Linked DNA regions of Mus musculus: region 1 is linked to region 2. A link is a contact called in ENCODE Hi-C data. All regions are on one chromosome and are shown on one strand. Each heading gives the region's core, a stretch centred on a gene start or an enhancer-like site at or near the end of the contact. The rest is flanking DNA. Distances are from core to core; before and after follow the strand shown. Region 1 holds the start of Pomp (proteasome maturation protein). Region 2 holds the start of Gtf3a (general transcription factor III A).

What was found. A loop is a pair of places that touch in the nucleus more often than their neighbours do.
Region 1: a map of T-helper 17 cell shows a loop between it and region 2 (2.9-fold over the local background). The contact joins the promoter of Pomp here to the promoter of Gtf3a in region 2. A Hi-C loop is called at or near these places in 2 of 37 maps with a recorded cell type or tissue (T-helper 17 cell and v-Abl transformed pro-B cells).

Annotation. Positions count from the first base shown.
Region 1 is chr5:147,859,276-147,861,975 of GRCm38, reverse strand. It overlaps Pomp (proteasome maturation protein), which reads right to left and starts at 1,348. Exons shown (of 6, transcript NM_025624.3): 1 at 1,285-1,348. The coding sequence starts at 1,287.
Region 2 is chr5:146,947,286-146,949,985 of GRCm38, reverse strand. Gtf3a (general transcription factor III A) reads right to left here and starts at 1,329. Exons shown (of 9, transcript NM_025652.3): 1 at 1,011-1,329. The coding sequence starts at 1,205.

The DNA of each region.
Region 1 (2,700 bases), core at 99-2,598, 910 kb before region 2:
CTGTCACCCGACATCTGACAGCACAAACTGCTTAGATACAGGTGACCTGGTCTCTGTTACTAGTCTAGACCAAACAATTCTGAGAAAGCAGCTAGTTGATAGACTTACTTCACCTGTGTATTTGACCTGGCAGCTCGCATGGGGGGGAATGTCAGCAGCCCCAACTGGGTCTTGCTTGAGCCTCACCAGTCTCCCCAATTCTGCACAAGGTTTCCCCAAAACACACCACCTCACCAACAAAATCGCTAACAATCTCCTTCTAGACCTCATTAACATCTGAGAAATAGAGTTCGGGGCTCCAACTCTATAATTCAAGGGCCTGGTACTGTTGGTGTCCCCACTCTTCACACAGGAAACCACGGGGATCAGGAAGACAACAGGTAATCTATCCTGGACAGTCACCTACTCCGTGACTGCCAGTCAAGCACAGACTTCCAGGACTGGCCCTGTCTATGATTATAGCTGTCCCAATGCTGACTGACACCACTACAGTACAGTGTTCTCCTGGGGACAGATGTACTGAAAAGCACCAAAGGAGAAGTTTCGCTACACACAAAGGGGAAATTCTGAACTCTAGTATTGCTGTTACTATCGTCCCGGTGTCCTTTTGTAAAATATGAGGACTCCTTAAGGTTCTAGTTCAGTGTCAGATACAAGTTAAGTCTATGAAGACCTAAAAACCATTCATATTTCAGCGTTTCTCACATTCCTTTACACTGGTTAGCGGTCTCTGCCAATCCAAGCTTTCTGGACGTGGGCAGATGGCGTGCGGAGGAGTGCCATAGTGACTCAGGACTATGCTCAAAGAGAAACAGAAAGTGGGGCAGGAGGAGAGGCCAGAAGGGGAGGAGAGGCCAGAGGGGGATGCGAGGGAGTTCAAGCACTAACTATACGAACAAAACGGGAGCGACACATGGCACACAGAGAGATGTTTGTAAACCGAGGCTGAGCTGTACGAATGCAACGGGCGGTCGTGCGCCTTGGCGGGTGTAGGGGTGCAGTCACCCTAAGGGAGAAGGCACGTGGCGTGTCCCAACACGCACACAAGGCTTGGCTTTCGGAGGTGCCCAGTGCATGGAGTGCATCCGCCTCCACTGCTGGGAAGGGGCGCTGTGGCCTGGGAGGCCCGGGGAACTGACCCGCGCCGTCCGATCGGAGCCAGGACCACCCGAGAGAGTGCAGCCCGGGTCCCGCCCACGTCAGACACCCGCCGGGACCGGGCAGTCGCGATCGTGCCCGCACCACGAGTACCCGCCGCGACGGCGGCCCTCCGCGCTCACTCACCATCTTTGAAACAGCTCTGTGAGATCTATAAACCTGCTCGAGTCCGCCGGCCAAACCGCTCACTTCCGTTTCCGGGGCCGAGACGCCCACCCCTCCGCCCCATCCGCCGGAAGTGCGTCCTTCCGGCCAGGAAGGAAAGGGGGCGTGGGAGGAGCAGGGAGTAGCGTTGGGCCGGGGCTCCCACGCTCGCTGTCCCCCGGTGAGCGAGGGCCAAGGGCGCAGCTCGGGTGTGCACTGGCCCTGGCCTCGCGGGACGGTGTTAGATGGGCGTGTGCAAATGCACAGACTTCCCACGGGCCATCCAAGGACGCACGGTGGTGATTTACATAAAGTCCTTCTGCTGAGTCAAAAGTGGGACAACAGGCCTTTACGGTTTTATAAATCGAAGGTCCGAGGCTGGGTATGTGTAGAACCTAAGGAAAGGACCAAGCTAGCTTAGGCACCGAGCCTCAGGCAGAGGCGGGCTCCAGGGTTGTGGGGTGTGGATATTTCCGAACTTGGGGGGCAATCACAACCTGAGTCCCAAGTCAGGTCTGGCCACCGGTTCGTTCATAATAAGCAACTTAAAAGCGGGAGGCAGAAGGCGGCGATATGGTCAGTGTGGCCAGACTGGAAGACAGCAAAGACTTGGGAGGTTCCCTGGGACTAAGTCCTTTTCGGTGACATGGGGGTGGTGGTGGTGACAATTTTAAGTCAGGGTCATCAGAGCTAACGTATGTCAGGCTCTTAGAATTACAAATAACGTGGTTCTACATGTTGTACATGAGTCATCTCCCTAAGTCTTTTCATTAAGCTTTTTTTTTTTTTTTTGTTATTCGAGACAGGGTTTCTCTGTGTAGCCCTGGCTGTCCTGGAACTCACTCTGTAGACTAGGCTGGCCTCGAACTCAGAAATCCGCCTGCCTCTGCCTCCCAAGTGCTGGGATTAAAGGCGTGCACCACCACGCCCGGCTTTTCATTAAGCTTTTTAAAATTAATTTTTAAAGGATTCCTCTAAAACGTTTTGTTTGACTGTCTGCGTGTGCATCAGGTGTGTGCCTGGTGCCCTCACACTCTTTTGCAACATTAGCGGTGTTTGCCAACACGAAAGAGTCTTAGGGTCTTATAGGACTGGAGTTATAGGTAGATGGTTGGGAACCACCCTCTGGGTGCTGGGAAAGGGACGCAACAGATGCTCTTAACCGCGGAGCCATCTCTCCAGCCCTGTTGCTCACATTATGAGAGTATGGCATAGCACGAAGGAGAAGAAGACAAAACAGGTCTTAGCTGTGCTGGCCGGAGGATGAGGCGGCTGGTCACTTGGGTTCTGCAGTCAGAAGCAGAGAGAAATGAATGTCGTCCTCTTGTTTTTGTCTTGTTACTCAGCCTAGGACCCCAGCCTATGGGATGGCGCCTCCCACATTCAGGGTACATCATT
Region 2 (2,700 bases), core at 80-2,579:
GTGTCCATACTAAGAGATAGCAGGCACAGAGACAGTTAAATGTGTCACAACAGCTGAAAAAGCTCACAGGTGCAAAGGCAACCGAAGGAAACAGCTCCCAGCCCCAAACACAATCTCCAAGTGGGACCCTGGAGGTGGGGAAGGGGATGCTGTCATGAATCCACAGTAAAGCTATATCATATCCTAACATCCAGTTCTGTGTTTCCCAACTATGGAAATAATCTGAAATACAGGAAAGGTGGCATCAAGCCTTCAATCACAGCCAGTGGACAGGAAGACACAAGTGAGCCACACTGCTCAGCACGGCGTCAAAGAACCTTGTTCAGATCCAGTCCCAGGGCAGGACCCGTACTAATCAAATTATTGTCGAGTTTGGAACAATAAACACAACTTCAAAGCCACGTGTGGTGGTGCACACCTTTAATACTAGCACTCTGGAGGCAGAGGCAAGTGGATCTTTGAGTTCGAGGCCAGTCAGGTCTACAGAGTGAGTTCAGAGTGAGTTACACAGAGAAACCCCGTCTCAAAAAAACAATGATAATAATGATGATGGTGATGAACCACAACTTTTAAGTGTCCACTAGAAAGCAAGCTCTGCCTCGGACACAGGGACAAAGAAAGGCCAAAATGTGGGAACAGAATGGTCAAAGAGAAACAGGGATAAAGTTACAAAGTATGTTATGAGGGACAACAGTGGGTTGGTAAGTCTGTCAAGAGATAGACCAGGGTACAACCAAATATAAGAACCAGGGTAAAGGGCCAAGCAGGAAGGCTTTTCCTGACCACCTTTACCCACAGCCTTAGTACCCGACCAAAGCCCGCCTGCAATTAAAAGGGTGCACACTTGTTGCTTGCAGGAAATCCTGACATCCTAGAATTCGGTCTTTGCAGAGCGCCTGCCCTGCCCTGCCCTGCCCTGCCCTGCCCTGCCCTGCCCTGCCCTGCCCCAGCCAAGCCCAGGACGCAGCCCCTGCGCCAGGCCCTGCCGTGCACACGGGCGGCCAGGTTACCTCCCCCGTGTGTTTGCATAGGTGCGCGTCTAGCTTCCAGGCTTTGTTGTAACTGGCGCTGCAGTCGGGAAAGGAGCAGATGAACCTGCTGGGCAGCGCGGGGCGCGGCGGCGCGGGGCCCTCACAGGCCCCGACGAACGCATCCGCGATGGTCAGCGACGACACCGCTTCCGCGACTGACACCCGCGGCTCCAGGGCGACACGATCGGGCCCGGGCTGACGCGGGGCAGCCACGTGCCGTCCCCGGGAACGCGGGACGCAAGCCACTGGCGCCCGGAGACTTTGAACTTCCGGGAACGCGGCCCGCTAAGGCTCCAGGCCCCGCCCCTTAGCCCCCCCCCCACGCGCGCCACGACTGCGCATGCTCCCAGAGGCCGTAGAGCCCGGTTGCACATGCGCATCCAGGACTCGTCCACGGCGAGAGGCAGCCAGGCTCTGGGCTCTGGTTTCGCGGCTTAGGGAAACGGAAGCGCTGCTTAAACGTCCCAAATATCAACCTGACATGACTTAAGGTGGCCTGTTTTTCACATTCCAGTTTTGCCCTCTGCATCCTGCCACTAGCCTCAGGACATGGTGAATCCCAAGCTTGTCTGCTCCTTCGAGTCACGTGGAATTTTTTTTCAAAATTCCGAAGCCCAGAACTTAACCAGGACCAATTAAACCTTAATTTCTGACAGCAATTGTGCTGGTGTTTTGTCAACTTTCCTTTTGTATCACTGAGTCCTCTAGTGTTTGACGCTGTTTTCAGTTGTGGGATTTCCTCTTTCCCTTATCTTGATTTAATCTCCGTAATGGCAGAGACTGGAAAATACCCTATTCGAATCCTCCCTGGCAAAGTGTAGTGCATCAATGAAGGGCAGAACCGATCTTTCTGCTAGTTGGATGACGACAACCATGGGAAATCTTAAAGCTTGTTTGTTTGTTTGTTTGTTTGTTTGGTTTTGGTTTTTCGAGACAGGGTTTCTCTGTATAGCCCTGGCTGACCTGGACTTCACTTTGTAGACCAGGCTGGCCTCGAACTCAGAAATCCGCCTGCCTCTGCCTCCCGAGTGCTGGGATTAAAGGCGTGCGCCACCACACCCAGCTTTTTTTTTTTTTTTTTTTTTTTTTTAATGAATATCTTTACTGAAGAAGGTTAAAATGTACTTTATTCCAGTCAAACTAATCTACAAGAAAAAGGATTGAATGGAGGGCGGTCTCAACACTGTTGACAGGTCATTCTCTGTGCGGCCCTGTTGGGATCTCATGCTCACGGCCCCCTCTGCTCCTTGTAGTCATGCCCCATGCGCATGTGCAGATTGCTGGCCGGCTCTTCCTTCCTTCCAGTCCCTCTTCCCCTTTCTCACTCTCTTGTCTGCTCTACCCCATCAGCGGACACTCTTCTTTCAGCTCCAGTCTTCTGTCTCTCCTTTTCCCTGAAGATGAGCTTCTAGAAGATTCTGAGATCCCACCCCTGTGACCATTGTTTTCCAAGGATTTTGGTCTCAGTCAAGCAGCCTGGACTTCTTCATCTTCTTTTTCTCCTCCTGCTTGATAACCCTGGTTAGACAATATGGGACCCAGCCAGGATTCAGGTTCTTTCCAGACCCTAACATACCAGTTTCGGGAATGGGGAGTGTGTTTGGGGGAGGGGGGCAGATTGTGAGTCATGAACATGGACAGAACTAGCCCAGTAGTGGTAGTGCATGGC